Regions from separate parts of the Homo sapiens genome. Here region 2 is linked to region 1. Evidence: chromatin loops called from intact Hi-C (ENCODE). Cell type or tissue: ovary. All regions are shown on one strand.

Evidence for each region. Peaks named below come from ENCODE experiments on the same cell type or tissue, not always from the same donor. Only the 100,000 strongest peaks of a DNase experiment are listed, where the experiment ranks them.
Region 2: a loop joins it to region 1, with 7 times the contacts of the local background. A loop is called at or near these places in 4 of 110 quality-filtered maps.

Annotation. Positions count from the first base shown.
Region 1 is chr10:31,943,413-31,951,412 of GRCh38, reverse strand. All of the region lies in intron 2 of LOC107984219 (a long non-coding RNA gene), which reads right to left. Among named protein-coding and RNA genes, the nearest start is that of ARHGAP12, 19 kb to the right of the region's middle. In ovary, a CTCF peak has its summit at 3,574 (motif pointing right); no DNase peak of the experiment used is centred here; H3K4me3 peaks cover 482 bases; H3K27ac peaks cover 471 bases.
Region 2 is chr10:30,733,332-30,741,331 of GRCh38, reverse strand. No RefSeq gene overlaps it. Among named protein-coding and RNA genes, the nearest start is that of LINC02644, 14 kb to the right of the region's middle. RefSeq lists enhancers at 2,784-2,853, 2,914-3,003, 4,158-4,207. In ovary, no CTCF peak of the experiment used is centred here; no DNase peak of the experiment used is centred here.

The DNA of each region.
Region 1 (8,000 bases):
GTTCAAATCCACTAATATTTTTTTTCCTGTGGTTTCCAGTTTGCTGTTAATATCATCCAGTGTAGATTTCTGTATTTGTCATATTTAGAAGTTCAACATAGGTTATTATCTTCTGTGTATCTCTTTGTCATGGTTCTTTAATTGTTTTAATGTCTTTATTAACTTTATCATATGTGCCATTTCAAGGTTTATTTCTATTGACAGACTTTTCATCTACTTATTTTACTGTTTGCATTTTCCCCTCCATGAGCTACAGCCTAGACACTCTCTAGACAGTAAGCTGGGACAAAGATAGGGTTCATCTCATTTGTTTTCCTTCTCCTAGGAAATACTGTCCTGAGCTTCCTGTTGTCCAATGTCTGGAAACCGGTGTTTCATGTATTTTTATCCAGTTTCCTGGTTAAGGTAGGAAGGTAAATCCAATTCTTGTTGTTCCATCATGGCCGGAAGTAGAAACTACTTATGTTTTTTGATCCTACTGAATGACCTTCCATATAGTCTGATGTCTAGTAATAAGGTAAACCGGCCTATAATTAAAGTAATGCACTCAGTGGATTAGCCATTGTGTCAGTGGCATCTTGTTTTATGTGCTGACAAAGGATTTCTTCTCTCTTGAAGGTTTTTAATGGACCATTCTCTTCAATTGTGTTTTTCTCCCAAGTTTTTATTTTTAAAAATGTGAAGCTTAACTAAAATTTGAGAAAACTGAACAATGAACATACATAAGCCTTTCATCTAGATTAATCAATTGTTAATATTTTGCCATGGATGCTTTATTTCTCTTTTTATATTTTTCAACCAATTAAAAGTAAGTTCTGGCCGAGTGCGGTGGCTCACACCTGTAATCCCAGCACTTTGGGAGGCCGAGGTGGGCTGATCACCTGACGTCGGGAGTTGGAGACCAGCCTGAACCAACATGGCGAAACCTCGTCTCTAGTAACAATACAAAAAATTAGCTGGGCATGGTGGCATATGCCTGTAATCCAAGCTACTCGGGAGGCTGAGGCAGAAGAATCACTTGAACCCAGGAAGCAGAGGTTGTGGTGAGCCAAGATCGTGCCATTGCACTCCAGCCTGGGCAACAAGAGCAAAACTCTGTCTCAAAAAAAAAAGTAAGTTCCACACCTAAATATTCATCCTGCATCTCCCAAGAAGAGGGAATTCTCTTATATAACCACAACAGCATTGTTCTACCTAAGAAATGTAATTGACGTAATAATAGTAATATACAGCCCATATTCAAATTTCTCCAATTATCCTTAAAGCTTTTCTTTTTCTAGATTCACAATCCAATCAAGAATACGGTTGATAAGGCCGGGCTCGGTGGCTCATGCCTGTAATCCCAGCACTTTGGGAGGCCGAGGCGGGTGGATCACGAGGTCAGGAGATCGAGACCATCCTGGCTAACACGGTGAAACCCTGTCTCAACTAAAAAATACAAAAAAAAAAGTAGCCGGGCGTGGTGGCGGGCGCCTTTAGTCCCAGCTACTCGGGAAGCTGAGGCAGGAGAATGGCGTGGACCCGGGAGGCGGAGCTTGCAGTGAGCCAAGATCGCGCCACTCCATTCCAGCCTAGGCAAGAAAGCGAGACTCTGTCTCAAAAAAAAAAAAAAAAAAGAATATGGTTGATAATTATGTCTCATTAATATCTTTTTAACCACAACAATCCTTGTGATGGTCAAAATGTTTATCATCCCTCAAAATTCATATGTTGAAATCCTAAACCCCAAGGTGAACCCTCATATACCAAATTAGAGACCTTGTAATATATGCCCATGGGAGCTCATTGGCCCTTTCCACCATGTGAGGACCCAACTGAAGGCACCATCTATGAATCAGAAAGTGGGTTCTTAACAGACACTGAATCTGCTGGCACCTTCTTTAAAACATTTGTAATTTCATTTTCATTTTTAGAGACGGGGTATCGCTTTGTCTTGCTTTGTCACCCAGGCTGGAGTGAAGTAACGTGCTCATGGGTCACTGCAGCCTCAAACTCCTGGGCTTAAGCAATCTTTCTGCCTCAGCCTCCTAAGTAGCTAGGACTACAAGCATGGGCCACCAATTCCCTGCTATCTGCTGGGAACTTGATCTTGGACTTCTCAGACTCCAGTACTGTGATAAATAAATTTCTCTTGTTGGTAAGCCACCTAGTTTATGGTATTTTGTTATAAAAGCCTGAACAGACTGTGAAAATCCCCGCCTTTTTTTTTTTTTTTGAGACAGAGTCTTACTTGCTCTGTCACCCATGCTGGAATGCAGTGGCATAATCTTAGCTCACTGCAACCTCTGCCTCCTGGGTTCAAGCCATTCTCCTGCCTCAGCCTACCGAGTAGCTGGGATTACAGGCACGTGCCACCACACACAGCTAATTTTTGTATTTTTAGTAGAGACAGGGTTTCACCACGTGGGCCAGCCTGGTCTTGAACTCCTGACCTCAAGTGATCTGCCCGCCTTGGCCTCCCAAAGTGCTGGGATTACAGGCGCGAGCCACCGTCCCTGACCACACCCCCCCTGCCTTTTTTTGTCTTTTATAATATTGATAGTTTTGAGGAGCTCAGGCCTACTACCTCATTTTATTTAGATTTTTATTTTTCTTTAAAAATTAAAAAAAAATGTTTTGTAGAGACAGGATCTTGCTATGTTGCTCAGGCTGGTCTTGAACTCCTGGGCTCAAGCAATCTCCTCACCTTGGCCTCTAAAATTGTTGGCACTGCAGGCATGAGCCATTGTACCTGGCCTAATTTAGATGTTAAAGGATTGTAACAGTGTTAGTAAATTTTATGACAATTTGAGAAAGAGAAACTCCTAAGTCATTTTGGACTAATATTCATCCTGTCACTTTGAAGACTATGCTAAATTTTGAATGTGAATGAATCTCATTTTAAGAACTAATACCCTAAAATTGCTTAATGACTCAAGTGTGCTATTATATAATAGAACTTAAAAGTAGAAAACATCTAATACTGCATTTTTTCCTAGTGAAGGGATAAGCAGTTGAGACATTTTAGCTCTATTTTGTTTTGTCATTTTTGTTTTATGATCACAGGATTACTTAAAAAGGTGGACAGCTGGGCACGGTGGCTCACGCCTATAATCCCAGCATTTTGGGAGGACAAGGAGGGAGGATCACTTGAACCCAGAAGTTTGAGACCAGCCTGGACAATGTAGTGAGACCCCGTCTCTACAAAAATTTTAAAAAAATTAGCCAGTTGTGTTGGCGTGAGCCTGTAGTCTCAACTACTCAGGAGGCTGAGGTGGGATGATCACTCGAGCCTGGGAGATTGAGGCTGCAGTGAGCTGTGATCTTGCCACCGTACTCCAGCCTGGGTTGACAGAGTGAAAAGAAAAAAGAAATAAAAAGGGGACCTAACTTTTTTACAAGCACGATTTTTGTGTAGTGTATATAGAAAGTCAATTTTTTAATGTGTTCAGCAGCTGAAATCGTTGTATACTTCCCCATGTGCAATGGAACAGAAAAACGCTCGTTGTTTTAGAACACCAGAATATGCATGAGACATAAATGTGTTTTTCCCTGATGAAAACAACTTCATTTCACTTCCGGAATTTCAAAACTACCATCTGGTAGTCAACCCTGTTTTTCCACCAGATGGCAATAACCCATAATGGCTGAGCAGGATGAATGGAATGTACACAAAACAGTGCAGGGTGTGAGCATTAAAAGGGCTGTGAACGTGAAATGTGGTAATGTAGGAAAAACGATGAGTCCCAGGAGAAGAGGATAAATAATGGATTGCTAAATCTGGCACCCTTGGAGCTAACAACATCCATCATAAAAGGGGTCACATCATTTAAGAGCAAACTTTAAAAGCAGAAAGCGTTCCAGTATTTGTTATTTTTTTTTGGTTTGTTTTCAGAATCACATATTATAGAACAGCTGACAGAGTGGAAAAATTGTTGATATTTAAGTAGAATCTGTACCAAAAACATATTGTATGTTCCTAACAGAAGTGATAAATTCAGAGAGATTATTTTAGGAAAAAGGAGGGAACCGGAAGAACTGCTGATGAAATCTGCAGGCCACTTCTCTTCCCCTCCACCATGACTTCAAGAATCCTGCTGACACTTCACACTTCTCTTCCCAAGTCTGTTTAACTGGGTACACCTATTTGGTTTGGATTTTAGGTGGCATAATACAACCCAACCCAATGCTATTCAAACTCCTGTAAATAACTGACAGCAGGCTACAGTCCCAAATTACAACACGATTTTCTTTTTTGACAGGTTTTATGTAAAAAGACTTTCGCCCCCTATTAAATATCTGTCATTTTCTCTTGCTCTGGGTTCTTTTTCTGAGAACTAGACATACCTCTGATAAAGGTCATGCTATTCTTTTTGGAGACTAAATAATACCAATATTTATCATTATTTTTACCATTTTCCTTTCTTTCTTTTTGAAAAATAACAATATGGGCCTGGCGTGGTGGCTCATGCTTACAGTCCCAGCACTTTGGGAGGCTGAAGGGGATGGATCACCTGAGCTCAGGAGTTCGAGTTCGAGACCAGCCTGGGCAACATGGTGAAACCCCAGCTCTACAAAAATTACAAAATTATCCAGGCCCATGCCTGCATGCCTGCAAGGCTACATGCCTGTAGTCCCAGCTACTTGGAGGCCGAAGCAAGAGGATTGCTTGAGCCTGGGGGGCAGGGTTTGCAGTGAGCCAAGATCCTGCCATTTCACTCCAGCCTGGGCAACAGGGTGAGACCCTGGACCTTGTCTCAAAAAAAAAAAAAAAAAGTTAAGGAAAAAATAAAAACAACATGGAGAAACCCCATCTCTACTAAAAATACATAATTAGCTGGGCATGGTGGTGCATACCTGTAATCCCAGCTATTCAGGAGGCTGAGGCAGGAGAATCGCTTGAACCTGGAAGGTAGAGGTTGCAGTGAGCTGAGATCGCGCCATTGCACTCCAGCCTGGACAACGAGAGCGAAACTGTGTCTCAAAAAAAAAAAAAAAAAAAAAAAAGAAGTAAAGAAGTTCCAGCTTGTCAGATAAAGACCAGAATTTTAAATAGACTGGAAAGAACTAAAACAAAGGTGGTTATTAGGGCACATGCTTACACAATTTCATAGGAAGCAGGACCATTTCCTTTTGTTTTGGTAAGTACATCAATGATCTATCTAATATAGGCGAAGATGTACATAAAACAAACAAAAAAAAAGAGATGAGATCTAAGCAATTCAGGTTTCCTTAGAAAATATTTTTTTTAAGGGTGCTCTAATGAAAAATGTTAAGCTCTTCTCTCTCTCTAACATTTTTATGTTCACTGTAAATGTCCTAAGGAATCAATATAAAATTCTTGAAAATATGGAAAAGTAAAAAGACATCAGTCTAAAGACAACTAATATTAACATTTTTGGCTGGGTGCAGTGGCTCACGCCTGTAATCCCAACACTTTGGGAGGCTGAGGCAGGTGGATCACTTGAGGTCGGGAATTTGAGACCAGCCTGACAAACATGGAGAAACCCCGTCTGTACTAAAAATACAAAAAAAGTAGCGGGCCATGGTGGCACATGCCAGTAATCTCAGCTACTCCGGAGGCTGAGGCAGGAGAATCACTTGAACCCAGGAGGCGAAGGTTGTGGTGAGCCGAGATTGCGCCATTGCACTCCAGCCTGGGCAACAAGAGCAAAACTCCGTCTTAAAAAAAAAAAAAAAAATTAACATTTTTAGTGTATTTTCTTTCATAGTTACTTTTTAAAAAAATAATTGTTTTCTTCATCTTTAAAAAAACCTGTTTATTTTCATGGGTGTTTCATAGTGTTCATGACCTCATCTCTCATATTACATGATAACATAAGTCTTTTCCTAGGTGATTAGAAACACTTCATAAAACAATTTTAATTGCTTCACATGTTTCAGTATAGTGAGCCATACTTTAACATATCACACATTTATTTAGTTTTTCCTTTTGCTATTACAAATAGTAGCACTGTGATGCATGCTCTAGTGTATACAAAATATTTTTCATATTTAGGCTTATTTAGGATGGATCCCTAAGAGTGAAATTAGTAGTTCAAAAAGCATAAACATTTTTAATGCTTTGTCTTTTATTTGTATCATTGCCAATTTTTTTTTAACAGAGCTGAGTCCATTTACACTGCTCCTAGCAATGTGCAAGAAAGCAGCTTTCACACTGATGCCATTACTGTATTGTCATAAAAAAACAACCAACCAAACACTTTGGGTCTCTCAGTAGTGTTTTAATTTGCATATCTTTGATTACTAGTGAGATGGAACCTTTTCCCACTGTTTGTTAAACAACTGAATTTCCTCTTTTGTGAATTGTCTACTTTGTCCTTTGTCTGTTCATCTCTTGGGGTCTTTGTTATCCCTATTTACATAGAGAACTGACAAGCACTGCCCAGAGAAAGGCCTTCTGTATGCGACACCATGGAATTCTTCCTCTTTTAAGTTATTCCAGACGAAGCATTCAAACAGCAATGTGAAGGGGAAGCCAGGAAGAGCAAAAAGATCAGCAATATATTTTTCTGTGCTATTCAAATGAAAAAAGGTTCATCTTACTGCAGTAAAATGGCTCTGTTCCTTTACCTAATCCAGTACTTATTTTAATACTGTGTATTGGAAATTTTGATCACTTTTCAAAGAATTCATTGTATATTATATAACACCGGGAGTACATCTCACCATGACTCACTGCAAAGCTATGGTGGTTACACAAAGTGTTGCCATGCCAGGCTCATCTTTTAAAATGATTTAATCAGATGTGATTTTAATTTAATTTAACTTGATGGAGTGTCATACTTTATTCTGTAGCCACTTCCTGAAAGGTTGGCACTTCCACGTACAGCTTTTCTTCTGAATACAATTAGAGCAAGTACAAGGAGGGGATATAAATACAGACTCCTGGCTGGGTGCAGTGGCTCACACCTGTAATCCCAGCACTTTGGGAGGCTGAGGCAGGAGGATCCCTTGAGGTCAGGAGTTCAAGGCCAGCCTGGGTAACATAGTGAGACCCTGTATCTATTGAAAAAAGTAACAAATAAATAAATACAGGCTCCTGGCTTTGAAGTGAAGGTAGTTCAGCTGAACTGTTCTCACACTCTGTACTGCAGTGTCCCGTCCCAGGCTTCAGTGACATGCCTGCCAGTGGCAATGGCAGGGCTTCAAGCCAGTAAATAAGGCCAGGAGCAGTGGCTCATGCCTATAATCCCAGCACTTGGAGACGCTGAGGTGAGAGGACACTTGAGACCAAGAGTGTGAGACCAGCCCGGCCAATGCAGTGACAGTTAAAAAAAAAAAAAAAAAGATCAGTAAATTAGTCTAAGGCTGCCTTTGTTCCACTTGGTCAGTTATGGAACCTTCCTAAATTTCCTTATCTGAAAAGTGGGGATAGTAATAGTTCTTCTTCCTATCCAAGATACAGTTTAAACATTATAAGAGAAAAATATTTTCAGGATGAAAACAAGAATGTTAAGTATTACCATATTATAATGAATGTTATTTAAAATATAAGAACCAAAAATGACTTATTTTGTCAAATATCTTAAGGTCATAAAAAGAATCAAGGCCTATTACGACTGAATAGGATCTGAGAATCAGCCAAACCAATCCTCTCATTTGACAGAAGAGAAACTGAGGTCATAGCAGGTAATATCCAAGATAAGACTTGTCCAAGATGGCGCTGCTAACTAATGACAGAGCTAGAATGCTAATTGGGGAGTTCCATAAAGAAATCCCCTCAAGAAATCTTTCTACTGCTTCTTCTCCCTATCCAGTGGGTAGAATGTTATTACTAAGTGCAATCAAGTAAGGAATTCCATATTGTTCCCCTTATCATCTTTAATAGAAACTGTTTTTGGCTGATGCCTGTAATTCCAGCACTTTGGGAGGCCGAGGCGTGTGGATCACTTGAGGTCAGGAGTTTGAGACCAGCCTGGCCAACATGGTGAAACCTTTGTCTCTACTACAAAAATACAAAAAATTAGCCAGGCATGGTGGCAGATGCCTGTAATCCC
Region 2 (8,000 bases), 1.2 Mb after region 1:
AGATAGCCTGGCCTTTCCTAATACGAGGTGAAGACCTATATAGCTCCAAAGGAAGGTTCTCGGACATGTCCCTGATCACTTTTTGCCCCTGCCTGAGGCCATTCATTAATGAGATTGTGTTGAGGAAGGAAAAGAATAGATTAAAGGAAATATCACAGATGTTTCCCTCACTCCCTGGGAGTGACTTCCTGGTCACTTTGAAGTTTAGATGGTGGGGTATTTTCCAACACTAATAACCAATTATCTGATTCTCTAAACACCAACTGAGTGTTCAAAAATTTAACTCAGTTCCTGCGTTAGTTTGCTAAGGATGATGGCCTCCAGCTCCACACATGTCCCTGCAAAGTGCATGATCTCATTCTTTTTTATGGCTGCATAGTATTCCATGGTGTATATGTACCACATTTTCTTTATCCAGTCTACCATTGATGGGCATTTGGGTTGATTCCATGTCTTTGCTATTGTGAATAGCACTGCAATGAACATATTTGTGCATGTGGTAAACTAATACAGGAACAGAAAACCAAATACTGCATGTTCTCACTTATAATTGGGAGCTAATGATGAGAACACACGGACATATAAAAGGGAAGAGCATGCAGTGGGGCCTATTGGAGGGTGGAGGATGGGAGGAGGGAGAGAAACAGGAAAAATAACTAATGGATACTAGGCTTAATGCCTGGGTGATAAAATAATCTGTACAACCAATCCCCATAACACAAATTTACCCATGTAACAAACCTGCACATCCTGCACACGTACCCCTGAACTTAAAACTTCAAAAAAATTTAATCCAATCCTGACACTAACCATCTGGAGTGAGCACAGACCCCACAGGTTTTAGGGCTCAGTCCCACAAAACTGCACTTGCTCCTGATGGGGTTGCACGTCCTGGGCTTCTAGTACTTCTGAACGACTGGCTATAAATTGAGGGTTCCCATGATGGTGGATGGAGGGTACATAGGATGAGGTCCTTAAGGGTCCTGAGCAAAGCAGCTTCTGTTCCTGCGGAGTTGGGGTGCAAGAGCCTCCTGGCACAAGAATGTGTTCACCAACCCAGAGGCTCTCTGAACTCCATCATTTAGGAGTTTTTATGGGGGTTTTGTTACGTAGGCATGACTGATTTTTTTTTTTTTTTTTGAGACAGAGTCTCGCTCTATCGCCAGGCTGGAGTGCAGTGGCACGATCTTGGTTCACTGCAACCTCCGCCTCCCGGGTTCAAGCAATTCTTCTGCCTTAGCCTCCTGAGTAGCTGGGACTACAGGAACGTGCCACCATGCCCAGCTAATTTTTGTATTTTTAGTAGAGACGGAGTTTCACCATGTTGGCCAGGATAGTCTCCATCTCTTGACCTCGTGATCTGCCCACCTCAGCCTCCCAAAGTGCTGGGATTACAGGTGTGAACCACCAGCCTGGTCGCAAGATGGGTTATTAACTCAATCTCCAGCTCCTCACCTCTCCCCAGAGCTTGGAGGGCGGGGCTGAAAGTTCCAGGTTTCTAAGCAACATTTGGTCTTTCTGTGACTAGCCCCCATCCTGAAACAATCTAGGGGCCCAGCAAGAGTCGCATAATTAGAACAAAAGTCACCTCCTCTCACCCCCATCCCTCAGGAAATTCCAAGGCTTTTAAGAGTTCTGTGTCAGGAACTGAAAAAGACCATATATATATTATTATTTTTTTGAGACAGGGTCTTGCTCTGTTGCCCAGGCTGGAGTGCTGTGATGCAATCTCAGCTCACTTTAACCTCCGCCTCCCAGGCTCAAGTGATTCTGCCACCTCAGCCTCCCAAGTATCTGGGACCACAGGTGTGTGCCACCACACCCAGCTAATTTTGCAATTTTGCTTATTTTTCTTTTCTTTTTCTTTCTTTCTTTCTTTCTCTTTCTTTCTTTCTTTCTTTCTTTCTTTCTTTCTTTCTTTCTTTCTTTCTTTCTCTTTCTTTTTTTTTTTTTTTGACAGAGTTTCGCTCTTGTTGCCCAGGTTGGAGTGCAGTGGCACGATCTGGGCTCACTGCAACGTCTGCCTCCCAGGTTCCAACGATTCTCCTGCCTCAGCCTCCCACGAAGCTGGGATTACAAGCACGTGCCACCACACCTGGCTAATTTTGTGTTTTTAGTAGAGACAGGGTTTCTCCATGTTGGTCAGGCTGGTCTCGAACTCCCGACCTCAGGTGATCCACCCGCCTCAGCCTCCCAAAGTGCTGGGATTACAGGCGTGAGCCACCACGCCTGGCTAATTTAGCTTATTTTTCACAGAGACATGGTCTCACCATGTTGCGCAGGGTTGTCTTGAAATCCTGGGCTCAAGTGATTTGCCCACCTTGGCCTCCCAGAGTGCTGGGATTACAGGCCTGAGCCACTGTGCCTGGCCTATGCTTCTCATTATGGCACAGGTGGCTGGTCCACTCTGGAGGTGCTCCCTGGGTAGCAGGTGCACCCATGGGAATCCTAGCAGCGATTTGCAGCCAAATTCAGCAGTAGCTCTCTCGTCCCCTAGGAAGCAGCAGCTTCTGGCCAGCATGCTTGCCTGCAGCAGCTGATCCTGTCCCTGTAGAGGGTCTTACCTTCCACAGACTCTGTCCAAAGCCGTTGGCTGGTCAGAAAGTTCTGAATCTGGATGGCTCAGGACTTGCCTAGTGAGAGTGTGTGGAGTAGGCAGGGGCCACATGCATGCCACATGGTTATATCTGTGGCCAACGGCTGTCTAACAGAAGTAGGAATGCTTCCATTCCAAGAATAAGGGCGCTTCTCACCATTCATTGAGTGTCTGCTTGGAGCCAAACATTGGCACACTCACTTGCTAATCCTGAAGCCCTGTAGGAAGGCATGGGATCCCCCAGGTTGTAGGTGAGTTACTGGAGCCCCTAGAGGTTAGAAAACCTGCTCAAGGTCACAGAGACGTCAAGAGGCAGAGTCAGGATTCAAACCCATGTCTGTCTGTTGGGATCCAATGTCTGTGTCCTTTCTTGGTGCATCCATATTCATGTGATGGGGACAGAAACCAGACGCAAGACCTGATGATCGCTGGAGGCCGGCCAGACCCACACAGCAGTGGTTGACTTACCCCATAAACTAAACCAGGGAGACAATAGCCTAGAAATCCCCATGAGATTTCGTTCATGGTGTGGGCGATCTGAGGCACAGTCGGCAGCCTTCACCGGTCAGACAAGATGCAGGGGACTTCCTCTGATTCACTAGTTCACCTCCTGGTGTCTATGGGACCCTGTGTGGAGACTTACAGGTCTTCAAGGATGCAAAATTTCCAGCCGGGAGAGCACCACATGGGCCTCTGTTCTCCCAAAGACACGGCCAATCAGGATAGCTGGAAAGGCCTCCAGGTGAGAGCCTGGTAGGAAGTCCGCCAGCTGGTGTAGACAAGCCCGACTGTCCAACATACAAACACTTAACCTCAACTCCCTTCGGCCCTAAGGAGAAGGATGGGCTGCCCAGTTCTTTCCTGCATCTGCTTCTCATGCTGCCTTTAATAGCACCTAACTCATTTCTTCAGCAAAAAAGACTGGTGAAGGGGAGGAACACAAACTGTCCCACTGGGACAACTCTGTCCCTTTTATTCAAATCCACAAATGGGCCAGGCACAGTGGCTCGTGCCTGTAATCCCAGTACTTTGGGAGGTCAAGGCAGGTGGATCACTTGAGGTCAGGAGTTCAAGATCAGCCTGGCCAACCCCGTCTCTACTAAAAATACAAAAATTAGTTGGGTGTGGTGGCGCGTGCCTGTCCTCTTAGCTACTTGGGAAGCTGAGGCAGGAGAATTGCTTGAACCCGGGAGGCAGAGGTTGCAGTGAGCCCAGATTGCACCACTGCACTCCAGCCTGGGTGACAGAGCAAGATTCCCTCTCAAAAAAAAAAAAAAAAAATCCACAAGTGGTTCAATATTTGCTTAGACACCGGCACCTTTGCAAAGCCTTCTTCAGCACTCGGATACCCCATACCTCCCTCTCTTCTCTGAACCCTAACACTTTCTAGTTGCACCATTATCTTTTTAAAATACTAGGTGCTTAGGTAACCTTTCAGGGAGAAAAATAAATCAATCACCAGATGAGCATCCAACTTTAAAGTCCTTCCATCCCTCCAGGTTCTTTTTTGACCTCTCTGGGAGGCTTTACATGTATTTCCACATCTTGGGAAATCGTGTGCACGTGTTGTTATGTGATCTCCTTCTAGAAACCTTTATTTCTGAGGCACATTTCCATGTATGGACATCAGCTCCATGCCTGTTTTCAACTGGCTCTGCAGTGGTCTGCCGTGCAAACGTCTTGGGGTTTTCTTAGTCATTACAGGATTGCTGGGCACTGGGGTTGCTTCCAGCTCGTTGCTATTATAAATAGTTGTGCTGCCTCCGGTTGCTTTTGCATTGAATCACCCACTGCTTAACTGTTTAACTGTTTCCTGGGGATAGTCCTAGCTCACTGAAGGTAGGGATGTGGTTTAACCTTTTGTATCCCCCTCACTGCCCACAGGAGTGCAGGGCTCTAAGAAGAGCTTTATAACAAACACGGTTGCCAGGCGTGGTGGCTCATGCCTGTAATCCCAGCACTTTGGGAAGCCAAGGTGGGCGGATCACCTAAGGCCGGGAGTTTGAGACCAGCCTGACCAACATGGAGAAACCCCATCTCTACTAAAATTACAAAATTAGCCGGGCGTGGGGGCACATGCCTGTAATCCTAGCTACTTGGAAGGCTGAGGCAGGAGAATCACTTGAACCCGGGAGGCGGAGGTTGCGGTGAGCTGAGATTGTACCCTTGCGCTCCAGCCTGGGCAACAAGAGAGAGACTCCGTCTCAAAACAAAAACAAACAAAAACAAAAAGACAAGACAAAACAAATAAAAAAACATGGTTAGCAATGGACTGCACTCTTGCCATGTGCCAGACGCCGGGGTAAGTGCCCTCCACATATCATCTCATTTAATCCGCATAGCCGCCCCACACAGTAGGTGCCACGGTGATTCTCATTTTATCAAGGAGGAAACTAGCGCTTAAGATGATCAGATGCTTTCCCCAAAGCCGTATAGTCAGCAGACGGTGGCTGGTGGAGCTGGCTGAGGCCACTGACTCCACACACCCCTGCTCAGCCTGTCTCATGGAATGTCGCTGGGACGGGCAGATGGCTCCTATAGCCCTTCCAGTGCACTCCTGGCTGGTCCTAGGCTGAGGCTGGGCAGTCTTTTAAATTTATGTATATATTTTAAAATTTATTATTTATTTATTTATTTATTTGAGATGGAGTCTCACTCTGTTGCCTAGGCTAGAGGGCAGTGGCGTGATCTCAGCTCACTGCAACCTCCGCCTCCTGGGTTCAAGCAATTCTCCTGCCTCAGCCTCCCAAGTAGCTGAGACTACAAGCACGCACCACCATGCCTGGTTAATTTTTGTATTTTTAGTAGAGACAGGGTTTCACTATGTCGGCCAGGCTGGTCTCGAACTCCGGACCTCATGATCTGTTTGCCTTGGCCTCCAAAAGTGCTGGGATTACAGGGTGAGCCACCGCACCCGGCTTTATTTATTATTTATTTATATGCAGGATCTCACTCTGTCACTCAGGAAAGAGTACAGCGGTGCAATCTCAGCTCCCTGCAGCCTTGACCTCCTGGGCTCAAGCGATCCTCCCTCCCACCTCAGCCTCCTGAGTAGCTGGGACTACCGGTGTGCACCACTACACTTGGCTAATTTTTAAGTAATTTGTCATAGAGATGGATCTTGCTATGTCGCCCAGGCTGGTCTTGAACTCCTGGGTTCGAGCGATTCTCCCACCTCAGTCCTCCCAAAGTGTTGGGATTACAGACATGAGCCACCATGCCCAGCCTAGGCAGATTTCTTGGCTTGCAGCTTTCTAAGAATGTTCAAGATTTGCCCCATGCAGAATCACATGATTGAAAGTTACTCGTTTGCCTGTGCTGCTAATCCCATGTAGAAGACCACCTTCGAGTGCCTGCACCTGTTTGCTCCCAAGCTCCGTGTCTGCCATGTGAGACATCTGTCACTGTCACACCAGGCTCCAAGTGGACTCAGCATTTCCATTCCAGCTCCTGGGTCCCAGACAGCGTTTTCTAAACAGAAGAGCCCGTCTTCCTCTCATACCCACTGAAGGGAGAATGGAGAAGAGGGCGGGGTTCTGCTTGCAGGGCCCTTTGCACTTCAAATATTTTACAGGAAGGGGATTGCAGATGCACCCTCTGCCAAGGAAGCTTTGAGGGCCAGCATCACATAGCCCTGTGGTGAATGAGAGCTGGCAGGGTGACAGTCTGCGAGGAAGGAAGGATGGAGCTCCGACCCCTTTGCTTTCTGAAACTCCTGCTGAGAGAGTTGGCTCCACAGCCCTGGTAGGGCTCGGGTAGCTGCTGTGGCTGAATCAGTCCTCTGTTATCACCCGCTCGGTGCCATGAAGTGGAAAAGCAGTCTCTGCCCTCCTCGTTCCTCCAATAAGCCCATCCTAATCACCCTTATCATGCTCCTTCCACACCCTGAGAAAAAATGGCCTCGCAGCAGACGTTTGAAGGCACCGGGACTGGAAAAGTCTTTCAAATGGCACCTGATTTGGCTACATGCCTGCAGACAGGTGAAAGTTAGTGCCCCCATTTCACAGGTGAGGCCACTGAGGTTCAGAGAAGTCAATCAATGATGTGATCATGCTCACACATCCCAGCAGTGACCAAATATGTAACGTTCATACACTGTGGAATAGAAACCCACTGATTATCAAATGTCTTTTATTTTATTGTGATTCTTACTTTTTCTTTTTGAGACAGAGTCTCACTCTGTCACCCAGGCTGGAGTGCAGTGGTATGATTATAACTCACTGCTGCCCTGAACTCTGGGGCTCAAGCGATCCTCCCACCTTGGCCTCCTGAGTAGCTGGGACCACAGGTATGCAGCACTACTCCTGGCTAATTTTTGTAGAGATGGAGGGAAGTTCTCACTATGTTGCCAGGCTGGTCTTGAACTCCTGGCCTCAATGATTCTCCCACCTGGGCCTCTCAAACAGCTGAGATTACAGGCATGAGCCACCATGCCTTGCCCCAGATGTCTTTTCTTTCTTTCTTTTCTTTTCTTTTTTCTTTTTTTTTTTAAGGCAGAGTCTCCCTCTGTTGCCTAGGCTGGAGTACAGTGGCGCGATCTTGGCTCACTGCAACCTCCGCCTCCCAGGTCCAAGGAATTCTCATGCCTCAGCCTCCTGAGTAGCTGGGACTATAGGTGTGCACTAGGATGCCTGGCTAATTATTGTAGTTTTAGTAGAGACAGGGTTTCACCATGTTGGCTAGGCTGGTATCGAACTCCTGGCCTCAAGTGATCAGCCCCCCCTCAGCCTCCCAAAGTGTTGGGATTACAGGTGTCAGCTACTGTGCCCAGCCCCAAATGTCTTTTTAAAAATAGCATAATTTTTATAATTAGAAAAGTAGTACATTCCCATTTTAGAAACTGTAGAAAGAATACAAAGAAAGGAAAATAAAAACTGTGATAACTATATGTGTTTTGTGGTATATCATGCCAAACTTTTCATAAATATTTTCTTAGCTGGTTAGTTCCAATTTTCTGTTATTATAAACAATGCTGGGATTAACATTTTGGGAGTAGAGCTTTTTCTGTATTTTGTGAACTTCCATAATCTAGATTTTCCAGAAGTGGAATTACTGGGGCAAATGACATAAGCATTTCCAGTTCTCATGGCGGATGCTGTCTAATTGCTTTTCAGAGGAGTCAATGCCTTCGACACCCCCACTAACAGTGCCTGTTCACCCCACCTTCTACCATCTGAGTGCAAATTAGCTGAGTGTAGTGGTGCATACCTGTAGTCCCAGCTACTCAAGAGGCTGAGGTGAGAGGATTGCTGGAGCCCAGGAGTCGTCGAGGCTGCAGTGAACACTCTATCCTGGGTGACAGAGCAAGATCCTGTCTCAAACAACAACAACAACAAAAAAATAAATAATTTAAAAAGCCTGCCCAGGGTGGTGTTTGGCATAATAGACAAAAAACACATATAGT